Linked DNA regions of Homo sapiens: region 1 is linked to region 2. The links are chromatin contacts, found by Hi-C or POLR2A ChIA-PET in ENCODE. All regions are on one chromosome and are shown on one strand. Each heading gives the region's core, a stretch centred on a gene start or an enhancer-like site at or near the end of the contact. The rest is flanking DNA. Distances are from core to core; before and after follow the strand shown. Region 1 overlaps GNAQ (G protein subunit alpha q). Region 2 holds the start of GNA14 (G protein subunit alpha 14).

Region 1 (6,876 bases), core at 4,075-6,574, 190 kb before region 2:
GTAAGAAACAAACAATAAACATTACCAGTGGAGAGAGAAATGTAATACCATTTTAGATTTTCTGACAAGAAGTAGTGCCAAGGACCCCTGCAAAAATGGTTTGTTTTTAAAATCTCCAGTTCTTTGAGTTATATTTCCAACGAGTTACAGTATTGAAATGCTTTAAAAAAAAACTAATTTCATGTTAGAGTAGTACTTTGCAGTTTAGAAACTTTCATATATAGTATTTAACTTCATCCCCATAGTTTTGTAATAAGTAAGATAGTTTTTAAAAAGATTTCTAATTTTGTTTTATACATTAAAAATAGGCAGATTCCCAGTACTTGGGAGGCCGAGGCAGGCAGATCACCCAAGGTCAGGAGTTCGAGACCAGCCTGGCCAACATGGTGAAAACCCTGTCTGTACTAAAAATACAAAAAATTAGCTGGGCATGGTGGCAGGCACCTGTAATCCCAGCTACTCGGGAGGCTGAGGTGGGAGAATCACTTGAACCCGGGAGGTAGAGGTTGCAGTAAGCCGAGATCATGCCATTGCACTCCAGCCTCAGTGACAAGAGCGAAACTCCATCTCAAAAAAAAATAACAAAATAAATAAAAAATGTAAAAAGGCAGATTCAGAGATGTTAAATAATTTTCTCAAGGACACACAGCAGGTAGTATATTGAAATTCTGATTCACATCTTCCATTTTTAATTTCTTCCTACAGTTTGTGATTTTCAGAATCTTAGGGATCCATCTTATACTTAGCAGCTGGTTGAAGCCTGGAATCTTCTGATCAGAATTTTTTCTGATGGTTTATTTTATTCCTATGCATTTGTCTCTGGTTATATAGAGAAATAATATAAAGAAAAATCCTTTAAGCCAATATAATGGATTTTTCATTTCTAGACATGATTTTAATGGAGGAATGGCCCAGAGTGGATGGGGTTGTTGAGGAAGAGAACAGTGGGCCCCTTCATGGCCTCTTTCAATTTGACGTGGTCTTGTCCTCTTGCCCAGGAGTGGGATCATTATTTTAGATGTGAAGCCCTTGGTAGTTTCCATTGTTTTCTGCTAGATGAAGGCTTAAAGGGACCAATTAGTGCACCACAACCTTCTTGGAAGTCCACTGTCATGATAACTTGAGATTAGTGTTCTGTTTCAAATCCCAGGAACTCCAAACCTGGAATTTTGTAAATTACCCCAAAAAGAAATTGAGGCCAGTCCTGGGAGAAGTGTCTTTTACTGTCTCCGTGGCAGATTGCATTAGAGTAATTTGGCACTTATTGGATTCTGCCAGAATGGTGGGGTGTGGTCAGCATAAGAAGTTTCTGAGTTATAAGGACCTGATATGATAATGAACCCAGACACAACCCTCTGAGCCACAGACCCATCCAGGCCCTCAATTAAGGTCCTTGAGATGGAACTGCAAATGGGCTTTAGGTGGCTTAGTCTGATGAGTAAGCCATGACTGACCCCATGCAGAAAACATGCCCAGGAACAGCTGTTTAAATTGTGTTACAAAGAAATTACATCCCCATGTTTGTGTGTTCATTATATTTCCAAAGAAACCTTTAGGTTCCCTGTAGACTTCCTTTTACTTCCACCTCGAAAGCCAATTTCAGAATAAATGGTTCACCTGACACCAGTTTCCTCTGACTTCATAGGGCAAATATGCCAAACTACTCTATCCAAGGGGTCAGCATCCATCCCACCCATGCTTCTGCACAAAGCAGAAGCTAGTGATTCTTATCTAGGAAGACTGACACCTGGCATGCCCTCCATAAACAATAAATCATCACTCAATTATCTGGAATCACTTTGGTGGGCTCTGTGAAAGGAATAAAGAAATTATTTTACTGGGCCTTGACCAGTAAAACCAGGCCAGCTCTATAAGGGCTGTGTCTCTCACCTTAGCACTCTTCTGCTCGCTTCCTCTGTCCCTGCCTCTGCAGCCTCCTTGCTGTCTCTAGGACAGTTTAGCCTCCCTCCCGCCTAATGCTCCACCCATCTGCCTGTCTTCCCCCAGATATCCGCATGGCTCAAGGTGGAGGGAGCAGGCCAGAGGGAGGAGCAGGGAGGTGATCACATGCATTGTTTCAGTGCCACATTAATGTTTAAGGATGGGTTAGATTGATCTTAGATAGTGATATCTAACTTTTGTAAGATCCAGTTAAGTCTTTCAAATTTGTATTATTAAGAAGGCAATAATGCATTAAATAAAATACAATCAGATTACGCATACCTTAGTCTGTGTGTTCTTTTATTTCTATATATTTCTTTCTGCAGATATCCAAAATAAAAGGTTTGCGCTCAAAGACTTTATGGTCTGTCATTTGAGCCCTTTCAGTAGGGATGGAAAGACTGGGATTGAGGGACTGTGGATCATGTGCCTCTATTAATGAGTATCTTTGCATTGAGATTGTATCTAGAATTCTAGGAGCCTGGCAGAAGATACACGTACCCATTGGAACCTTGTAAAAGATGCATATGTTCATCAAAGTATCCCAAGGTTCCGAAGCCATCTCAGCTTGGGTTGGGCCATATGCCTGGAGGTCCCTGATGCTGCAGAGGTGCTATTCATCCAAGACTGAGAGAATCCTAGCATGGGAAACCAGGGGAATCTCTCAGTGTCTCAGCATCCTCAGCCTTGGAAAGCATGCTGTAAGCAAGATGACCTGTGTTTCTCCACGATTCTGTCTCTCTAGGCAGTCTTCAACAAAGCACCTCCAAAACATAGCAAATAGAAATCAGAATTCAACAAGTATCTTTTTTCTAAAACAATGTTGTTTTTCATTCCTAAATATTGAGGTTCCCCCTACATTCCACCCAATAGCATGTCTGAACTGGTTTTGATGAAAACCAATTTATTTTCTCAGCCAAGGAATGTTGTTTGTCAATTCTGTGCCCTTCTGCTCACATGGTACTGTCAGGATTGATCAGACCGTAAAGAGGGAGCCTGGTTGATGGTTTCAGTTCAGCTTTTCTTACTACAGTTAGAGCCTTGAAGCCCAAGTGGTAGTTTCCATGCCAGTGCAAGGCAGTAGTTACTCTCATCCTTTCCTAATAATAGCTAGGGTTAGAGGAAAGCTAGAATAGGGGATGGGAGTTGTAGCTCTGATGACAGCTCTCTGTGAGGGGAAGACAGTCAAGGAGTTCACCTTAATATAATTTCTTAAGGCAGAGAACTCCCCCTAGAGGGATTTGATTTATTGAAAACTAAACTTCTAGGTCACATAGTTATTAACTAATTTCTAAGCTATACACCTGCAGAGGAGTGAAAAGGCTATTCTCATTTTTAATATTTTGGCATAGATCATACAAAATTTTGTGATAACCAAAACTGAAGCCATGCTTTTGGGCAGTAGAGGGCACTCCCAACTTGAAGACACAGAATAGAAGCGTTTTACCTTACCAAGAAACCACTGAGCCTCCCTACTAAGAACTTATGACTCAGTTTTTCCTTGTTTTTAAGAATAAAACTTGAGTATTAAGGATGGTGTCTAGTCAGAGTCTTCCATATAATGAACGTAGTCCTGTGTCAGAGGAGTTTGACCAGTGCCAAACTGTGCGTTGCATAGTTTACATATTATTTGTTTCACTTACTCATTTATGTGTTTACATATAATAGTTGGGCACAACCCTTGATAAATCTAAAATAATAATGATTCTTGTAGCTTCATTTGATATACAAATTCTAGGATGCAGCTAAGTTGGAGGCAAAGGGGGAAGAAGAACCTTAGAATAAAATATAATTCCTGAAAGGAACATTTATACCAAATTGCAGTGATTTTGTCCAATTTATTGTGAGAAAATTGCCGAATACTGATTGTTCCATTGCCAATCATTTCTCTGTGGCCGTGCTGGTTTAAATATATACTGAGAGCTTTGGGCTTTTTTCCTCCCATTTGCCCTTGCAGGAAATGTCAATGTAAAATTTGACTCCAGTGTGAGATGCTGGATAATTGTTTATTTAAATGCTTCCAATGTCTATTTTTACTGCAAGCCTCTCACCACAAAGCAGTTAAGAAAGCTTCTCTAATATATGTGTTATACATTCGGAGTTTTCTTTTTTTCTTTTATAGGTAAGCATAAACTCCCATGGGGGCAGAAAATATTACGAAAATTCTTTGTATGTGTGTCTGTGCTTCAATACAATTTGGTTGGGCTGGGGTTTTTTTGTTTGTTTGTTTTTTTAACATGAATACATGAGGTGTGATATCTGGGCTTCACGTGTAACAGTATGAGCTCAGCAGTGACTGGTAGAGGGAGTGCTGTTTCTTCTACCATGTGTCTTCCCCAGAGTCCAGTTAATACTCCTTGTATAGTGCTCAGGAGTGGCCTATCGGTCTGCTTTCCCTACCTGTGTCCCTTTCATCTCTCTCCAGTGCTCTCCCTGAAGGGAAGAGTATGAATTGTGACCCTGGGCTCAGATAAAGGAACTGCCCCACGAACTTAAGGTCTATGCCCAAATCATCATCTTCTCACCCCTTCCCTAGAGACAAACACATTGTCATGATCTAGACTATAAAATCAACAATGGAAGACTGATAATTCATTTATTCTTTTTTTCTTTTTTGTTTTAAAGTATTTGATTCAGATGTAAGACCAAACATGTTATATATGTTATAAAACAATCAAATGCAGCCAGGTGCAGTGGCTCACTCCTGTAATCCCAGCACTTTGGGAGGCCGAGGCAAACGGTTCACCTGAGGTCAGGAGTTCCAGACCAGCCTGGCCAACATGGTGAAACCCCATCTCTACTAAAAATACAAAAGTTAGCCAGGTGTGGTGGCGCATGCCTGTAATCCCAGCTACTTGGGAGGCTGAGGCAGGAGAATTGCTTGAACCTGGGAGACAGAGGTTACAGTGAGCCAAGATTATGCCACTGTACTCCGACTCCGACTCCGTCTAAAAAAAAAAAAAAACAAAAAGTAATCAAATGCACACATCTGCACCAAATACCCATTTGAGAATGAGGACAGAGATAATAAACTTGCATCTATCTACATGCTAATTCATTCATTGTTTTTTGAAGGAGGTAATGTTCTATTTAGAAGTATACCAATTATTTCATGTCACCAGACTGTATCTTTAGAGAAGCCATTATTCAACCAACCATTTACTGAATACACTATGCATCCAAAATGGCAAAGGAAGAACTATAACATTTTCTTAAAAAATGAAACATGTACTTTGGAGCATTTGCAGAGGAAAACGCACGGGTTCCCAGACAGGAAAAATGAATTAAAGATGAATCACTGAGTCATTTGGAAAGGTTATGCTCTCCATTTGCCTGTGAAGAAAATAAAACAGTCCAAAGTTCAACTTGGCTCTCAGAAGTCTCAGAAGTGTTAAGAAACAAAGCTCTCTGTCATCATAACTTGGCACAGGAATGCTAAAGTATTAGGGAAGGCATTTTTGGGTTAATGTTCTAATTAGATACATAGTTCTTATGTATTTTTCAGCACTTAACCCACTATGGAGTAAGGTACTTTTTCTTAAATAGAAAGCTTCCACCCACCTAAATTTAATAACAGTGTTTCCTCCAAGTTAAAGTATAGCCACGCTAGTGATCAACCCATACCTTCTTGCCCTTCTGGTTATCTCCAGTTCTTGGAGCCTCGTTCAAGTTATGGCCCACATGATGCTTCAGGGCAGGCAGCCCATGCTGCTGCTCTATCACTGGCAGTGCCATGAGGATTTCAGTACCACAGGGAAGCACATACTGGAATGCAGAACGTTACCTTTTTCGGGAAACCTGTATTTAAAATCAAATGAGGAATCTGAAGGCTATAATTTGGAAGTTTAAAATTTCTTACCCTTCTCTCCCCAGTATACTTAGCCCAGGACTTTGGATTCCTGGTACCAGTCTCTGGATAAAGTTGAGAGATGTAATGATTTATGGATAGTGGAAATTGTCATATCAACCCTACTTTAATTATCTTAGTCTCAAACAAGCTAATGAAGGGTTGTCTGAAATAAAGTAGTTTTTGAATGGCCATCCCATTTTACTGTAAAAATTGAAGCTCTTGATCAGTCAAGTCTAACTTCTAGTTTTGATTAACCAATGATTCAGTAAGAACTTTGATTATTCACCAGCTGCTGTAGCAGCTAACAACATATTGCTGTTCACCACGAGGCCTGGGGGAATAAGAGAGATGGAGTCTGAGAACTAGAAGTGAAGGGTTCTACTGGAGGCATCAGGGAAGGGAAAGAGGCAGTTCCCAACCCAGCCAGTATGGACCCCAAAGAAGAAGATGGTGAAGAGGGTACCATATGACTACTCTTCTCTTAATGAAGAGTCAGGTCTCAGAAACTAAAGTTTTGGGAGTTTTTTTACAGTAGATTTTTTTTTTCCTCATCAGAGTCACAAAGACTATCTAGAAATCATCTTCTCTTCAGAATTGCCACTAAAAATCTCAGCAGCATCCAAGTGAAAACTGTTAGGGTTCTCTTTTTAATGTATACATTTATATATATATATTAAATTGTACAAGTAATGTAGCTCTTTGTAGACAAATCAGAAAATGCTGCAGCAAGTATCAATTTAAAAATTCTTGTGGCCGGGCACGGTGGCTCACCCCTGTAATCCCAGCACTTTGCAAGGCCGAGGTGGGTGGATCACCTGAGGTCAGGAGTTTGAGACCAGCCTAGCTAACATGGTGAAACCCCAATTCTACCCCATTTCTACTTGGGTTCTATTTCCCATCATGAGGCAGAAATATAGTTGCTTCCCACCCAGAAAACGAATTATATATTTTGGATTGTTTGGGCACACAGATTTCATAACACAAAACTGAAAATACGTGAGCAACAACGTTTTACTTTAAGGATCTTGGCTGGGCGTGGTGGCTCATGCCTGTAATCCCAGCACTTTGGGAGGCAAGGTGGGCGG
Region 2 (6,851 bases), core at 2,712-5,211:
ACTCCAGCTTGAGTGACAGACACTCTGGCTCTTAAAAAAAAAAAAGTTAAAAAACATTTTATTAAATAATAATACATACAGCAACCTTGATATTGGCTCTTTATATTTTATTCTTAAGAAAAAATATTGGCCACACCCTAGGAATGTGTCACAACTGCAGTTTGAAAAATGCTGACATAGAGCAGCAAAGGTACATTAGTATTAGTGCTTTGTGAACTTCCTCAAGGTCCTATTTTTACTCTATGTTACTTGTTAAGTTCAGAGACAATACACTTGTGAAAGTGAACTGCATCTTTCCAGCCCTCTATTTGCACATTTCCTTGGCATTCTGAATTAGAAACAGGGCAGTCATTCTCTCTAAGGGGGCCAGTGGCAGGTGAGGGCAGCTCATATATACAAGTTCTTCCTAAGTTATACATTCATTTGTTTTGTACTTGCTTATTGGTTTTCACTGTCTTCCACCACAAGAACCTTCTTTTCTTGCATCTCAGACTAATTCTTCTTGGTTTCAGTATTTAAGGTTAGTCAACTGAAACTTGCTAATTTAGGAATACCAGGATAAGTAAGAAAAACTCTTTACCTGTGAGTAACTCATAGATTAGAAGAAACAGACGGGTGTAATAGAGTGAGATGTTGACAGTGTTCCAGCAGTAGGGAAAGATGGATGTAACTGACAAGGGCTGGAGTTGCTTCCTCAGAAGAGATGTAATTGAAAAAGAAATTACCTAATTTTGCCTAGGGTAAGAGATGGTATTCCTGGAAGATGGAACAGCATGCACCGAGGCATGGAGGCAGGAGGTAGGGAGAACAGAAAATTCCATTTGTCTAGAGTTCCAGGAGAGTGATGGAAGATGAGGCTGCTGTGCATATCTGTAGGCCTGGGGAGCGCCCTCAGGTGACTCTGTGCTCTCACTGTTCTCTGGAAGGAAGCAGGAAGGGGTAGGTTCAGATTTCAGGGTCTCAGTTTTACTTCTTTCTACTAGACTATAGCTCTACCGAAAGTCTGGAATTGTCTTATTACCTGAATCCTCACTGCCTGGTACAGGGGCTGGTATGGACCTAGTGGACATTCAGAGGGATATCAGACAATTAGCTCACCCCTGTAGCCCCACACTTGGTGGATATCTGAAACTCAGGTCCAGTCTGCGCTCTCGTCTTCAAGATGAATAAAATAAAATTGCAGCTTTTTTGAAATAACTTAGGAAAATAAATATTCTCTTTTATTGAGAACTCTTCTCAAAACTACCCCTTCCTGGAAAGATGTTTCCAATGAATTAATATCTTAAAATTATTATCATTTTACCTTCCAGATTCTACAGATAAGGAAAACAGAGATGAATAAAACATAGAAGTATAAAAATGATTGACTTGTGATATCCCAGTTTTCTGTTTCTTACCAGTGGCTGATGCTCAATAACAACTTTAGGTTTTTGATTATTTTTAAATAAATTTATTTTGGATAAGTGTGAATGTCATCAAAGAAATAATGCATGTTAGAGTTGGGTGATCCTTTTGAGCTTATTCTGGCTTATCCCTCTCATCTTATAGTTAAGGAAAGTGGAGCCTAAATAATTTTATGCAAGCTGCCCCAAATTTTTTCTTTCTTTTTTTTTTTTTTTGAGACGGAGTTTGGCTCTTGTTGCCCAGGCTGGAGTGCAATGGTGTGATCTTGGCTCACCACAACCTCTGCCTTCCGGATTCAAGCAATTCTCCTGCCTCAGCCTCCCGAGTAGCTGGGATTACAGGCATGTGCCACCACACCCAACTAATTTTGTATTTTTAGTAGAGATGGGGTTTCTCCATGTTGGTCAGGCTGGCTGGTCTCGAACTCCCAACCTCAGGTGATCTGCCCGCCTCGGCCTCCCAAAGTGCTGGGATTACAGACGTGAGCCACTGCACCCAGCCCAAATTTTCTAATGAACAATGAAAATCAACCAAACAGCCATGACTCACAGCAAGCTACCTTTTTGATGTGTGTCCCTTCAGTCTCTTAAAAATGTGTATGCGTATTCTTATACTAAAATCTTATCATACTCTTTATATTTTTGGATCTTGCCTTTTTCATTCAATATATTTTGAGGATTTTCTCCAAATTTATTCACATGTTTACTACTCGCATATCCACATATTTAATGGCTCCAAAACATCTCATTGTATGGATAAACCATGATTTAAGTGATCTCTTCCCTGTTGTTAGGTATTTAGGTTGTGAGTTTTTGTTGTTGTATTGGCAATAAAACCTTTGCATCAGTCATGAGGCTTCTTTCTAGTTATTTCTTAAGGGAGAAATTACTGGTTTGGCCGAAGGGGACGGACATGTTTAAGGCTTCAGATATATACTGCCAAGCTGACTAGCCCAGGAAAGTTGTACAGATTTGCCCTAATCAATATGTTTCATAACTGTTTTTGAAATCTTGCCAACTTTAAACCTAATAGGTCAGTATCAGTAATTCCCGTTAACGTAAGAGTTCAAATTTGCCCTAGTTTTAATCATTTAAAAATTTTTTATAATTTTTAAATGATAACAATTATGATGCAACCATGACTTTGAGAAGCCAAGAGATCTTATTCTCAAATTGTAAATGAATCCGTAAGAGCTAAGAGAGAAGAAACAGGCTATTAAATGGCCAAAGATCAAATCTGAAATGTCCAGGAGTTTTCCTGTAGGGGTCACTGTTACTGTCAATTTATGCCTGCAAGAAAACTAAAATAGTCACACATTAAAGCATGTATGCACATTTTTAATGTCTGATTCCTCTACATTTCTTAAACTGTAAAATAATAAGAACATGCAGCCAGATAGCATCGCGATACCAACTTCTTTATATAATGACACGTACCATTCCACTCAATGTGCTCCTCAGTTTGAATTTATAAAATATATGCTACTCAAATGAAAGGCACTTATGCCTGCTCTTAGTAGAGGAAGCGCTAGCTAATTGCCTAACGCCCCATTAGCATATGGCCTATACTGACTTGAGAAGGAAAGAACGTTCATTGCTGTGGCCAATAGGATCCCCTCTCCCCACCTTCCCTTTTCTGCATCAAAATCTACACAGACAAAAGTCAGATGTTGTAATATGCATTTTATCGTGTCACTTAAGTACTAAGAGGTGCTTTTAAAGTTTTTATTAATGCTGCTCAAACTTGACCCCGACGGTCCAGGATACAGGCCAAGGTGTCAGTGCGGACACAATCGCAAGGCGGCTGTTAGGCTTCAGGGCTGGGCAGGAAACTTGCCAGGTGCTACTAGGAACGTATCAGCCCTTTCTACAAAGCAGGTGTCTTTCCCATCATAAAATGCAAAGCAATCAGCCGTTCCCTTTCTCCCCAGCCCCCTCGTCCGGAGACCGAGAGGATATTTACCCTGGGCTCTTGCAGTTCTCTTATAACTGAACCCAGCGGCGGCTCCTTCTCCGAGCTCAGAGCCAGCAGGCTCAGGCCCAGCCACACTTTACAGGCAAATTGCCGAGCTGACCAAGGGCTTTGGCCAAGCCCGAGCTGGGCCGGGGCGTCCGGGAAGCGGAAGGAGCCAGTCTAGGAAATCCGGGTGTGCGTGGTGGTGAAGCTGGTGGGCAAGCTTCCACTTCAGGTCCGGGGCTTTGTGTCCCGCAACAGACGCTTGGCGCCGCTCCTCTTCCAGCCTGCTGCCGCCTTCTCCGAGCGAGTGAGTTGGCGAAACTCACTCACCTGTCGGAACCCGGTGCCTGGCGGCCAGACGCGCAGATTACAGCAAACCTTGGCCGGGACGCCCCAGCCAGGGAGGCAAGTGTGGGAGCTGCTCCTAGAGGTGCCAGCTCCCACCCCCAGCTCCGCGCCCCCTGCTCGTCCCCTTTCACTTCCAGGCGCCTTCGGCTTGGGGTGCCCAGAAGGGCAAGTCCAGCAGACGCCAGGGCTGCAGGTTCAAGATGCTCCGCCTCCTCCTGCCACTTAGAGCCACAAACGCTAGCGGGAACCTTTCCACTCAGTCTTAGTCTGCGGTCACTGCTGAGGTTTTCAGAACTTTCCAGGCAAAGGCCAGCCAGGTCCTTTGCCTCCAACCCACTCCGCGCCTACCTCCCGCCTGGGGACACCCCTAGGCCCAGGAGATCCTACTCTCCCCCGAGCACCGACGTTCCAACTCGTCTGCGCCCCCGACTGCTGTCCGGCTCCTGTGCCAAGGGGCGCGCGCATCTTCCCGGGGCCAGCAACGCTCCCAACTTCTCGACTCGCCCTCCTCCTCCCCAGAGCGAGAGTGGGGCGGGCTGAGCCCGGATCCGGGGTGCACTCGAGCGTTCCCAGCGCTCGGCATTCACCCCGCCTCAGAGCCGACTTTCGAAGGGGGATTGAGCCTCGGAGGTCCAGGCGTCTTACTCCAAAGCTCAAGTCGGCCCCCGTCTTTTCTTTCCACACCCCTGTGCCCGTCGCATGCTGGCCGGGTGAGCGGCCGGGCCGAGGATTCGGGTGCCCGGGGCCGCGTCGCCCCGTCGGGTACTGAGCTGAGCGCACCATGGCCGGCTGCTGCTGCCTGTCCGCGGAGGAGAAGGAGTCGCAGCGCATCAGCGCGGAGATCGAGCGACAGCTTCGTCGGGACAAGAAGGACGCGCGCCGTGAGCTTAAGCTGCTGCTGCTGGGTGAGTGGCTGCGTCTCCGACTCCAGTGAGCCGGGCGTTTTTCTTCCGAGCCCTCCCGGCCTCTCCACTGGCACCCGCGCGGCCCTGGAGCCCAGCGGGGTGCAGGGCGGCTTCGTCCTTCTCCCCCTCGGAGCTCACGGATGCCAGCAACTTGGGGCCTTAGGTGCCTGTTCTTTCCATCTCTGGCTGGGCGACTTGCAAAAGCAACACCTTCCCCTGCCCCAAAACAGGATAGGGACCTGTAACACTTAACCTCTTGACCGCTGTACCTTATGTGTTCCGGTGTGCCCCTCTCCTCAAAACCCCGTCCACTCCTCCGCCCGCAGCACACCCAGCTTGGGGTCTGTGGTGACCCACATCTTGGGTTCAGCGCTAGCTCTGACCCGTACGCTTTCAGTTCTAGATGAAGCATCTTGAGAATTTACCATGTGCCAGATCGTGCTAAGTTCTTAAGGGCATCACCACCTGGTGATGCGGGCAGGTGATATCGCTATTCTAGAGAATTAAAACATGGAGGCCTGGAGAACTGACCAACTTGCCCTGATTGAGAAAAGGCAAAGCCGATGCTAGGTCAGCTGTGGGGGTGAAGCCCATGCCGTTGCTGCTCCTCTGACCGTGAGCTCCTATGCCTGCCTCCCATGGGGGTCCCTCAGGCCTTTGTGTTTGCAGCGGACCCAAACCTCCCTTGCCCAGCTTGACTCAGTGTGTCCACGTCCTAGGATTCAGCTTGGCTGCCCTGGTGCCTCTGGCAGGTCTTCATCCAGCTCTTTTGGTGTCTCTGCAAAGGTCTGGGTAGGACATCCACTTTCAAACACAGAAAGAACACAGTTTAAGGTTTGCCCAAGTTATGCCATGAGGCAAGGATCCCATCTCAGACTTTCTAGAACGCTGTCAACACATTTGCTGTTTGAGGAATATTTTACCTTTTCTACCTTTCAGACCATGATATCAGCTGTCAATTTTTTTCTAGATAGCCACAAAGATTTCAACTTTTTTTCTTTCACCCCTTTTGAACAGGAATCTTCTCTTATACCATCTATTTATTCATCTTTATTCCTTGTATAGGAATCACCCTCCCAGAAAGCTTCAAGGAAAGAAAAAGTTGATCTAGTTAGTGTAATATAGAGAAGGCTCTCAGCCAGTATGGCCTTCAGACCTGGGCGGAAGAACCCCCTTATCCTTATCCCCTGGGTTTAAAGGGCCCAGTCTGGCCTTCTGGGGGTTGGGGGGGGGTGTGCCCCTCCCCACAGAGCTGGAAGTCTGTAGGTCCAAAGGGGCTTGCTACCCAGAGACCATGCTGCCCCCTCCCTCCCAAGACCTGGATGGAATGAATACCCAGCCCAAAGGGACCCATACCAGCTTCTAAGGCCTGAGCCCTAGAAAAGAAGGCAGACCTGATCCCTGGAGAGCTCACAAAGGGGCAGCTGTTTGCTGGGGCGTAAAAGTGCTTGGAAATGTGGGCTGGGTAGGAGTGGAGGGAGTCCCCGTGGGTGCCCAAGAGGCCCCCCTAGGAGAGAGGGAGCTTGGGTGGGGAAGGGAAGGGGCTCTGTTCATTGGCCAGGTCTGCTATTTCTGTGTCTGACCCATAACTTTGAAAAGTCTGAAAATTCTAAATTGTCCCTGGCCTTCTAGGCTGTTATAAAGCTACCTTTGTCAAGGGAGGAGGAATACGTGAGAATTTGCTAGCTTGATTAACACTAGAAAATAACTATGGGTGCGGGGCTTTGTACTTTTGCCCTGAACCCCACAAACCAGAGGGGTTTAGTTGCGTATGTAACTTTTTTCTTTATAAGGGCAGGCTGAACCCTATTTCATTTTGCAATGCTTTGATTTGTGTCAATGTATGAAGTACAGTGTCCAGAATATACCAGGAGCTTGACAAATGCTGGCTCTTTGTATGAAAAATTGTGTAGTCAGCTGAGCTGTACTGTATTGGTAATAAGCCTGTTTGATGTAAAATTCTCGCATTTACCCACAAACTAGGGGAGAAATGTTTGTAGGTAAATTGTTTGCTCTGAAAGTCACATTAATCAGGGTGACCCGAGGGTCTTCTTTATCTTCCCAGGCCATTGCTCCAACCCTCCTCCTACCACCTTGAGGCACTGTCTGACCTCTGGAAACTCCCATTTTCATCTTGCGGAGTTGTGACTAGCATATCCCCTTAGTGAAAACTTTCCTGTGAAAAATAGTTTCTAAACCACACAGAGCCGTTCAGAACTCCAAGGATGGACTTCAAAA

The links. Hi-C counts contacts between places; a loop is a spot of excess contacts on that map. ChIA-PET counts read pairs that join two places held with the same protein, here RNA polymerase II (POLR2A). Pooled maps may share reads with other maps.
Region 1: a pooled map shows a loop between it and region 2 (2.0-fold over the local background). The contact joins the enhancer-like site here to the promoter of GNA14 in region 2. A Hi-C loop is called at or near these places in 1 of 168 maps with a recorded cell type or tissue (esophagus muscularis mucosa) and 1 of 50 pooled maps. POLR2A ChIA-PET finds 5 or more read pairs at or near these places in 1 of 52 experiments (activated T-cell).

The regions. Positions count from the first base shown.
Region 1 is chr9:77,838,384-77,845,259 of GRCh38, reverse strand. All of the region lies in intron 2 of GNAQ (G protein subunit alpha q), which reads left to right. Among named protein-coding and RNA genes, the nearest start is that of GNAQ, 190 kb to the left of the region's middle. Within about 2 kb of position 5,324, at least 2 of the 41 ENCODE cell types and tissues checked have a DNase peak (open chromatin) inside an H3K27ac peak, as active enhancers do.
Region 2 is chr9:77,645,432-77,652,282 of GRCh38, reverse strand. It overlaps GNA14 (G protein subunit alpha 14), which reads left to right and starts at 3,961. Exons shown (of 7, transcript NM_004297.4): 1 at 3,961-4,613. The coding sequence starts at 4,490.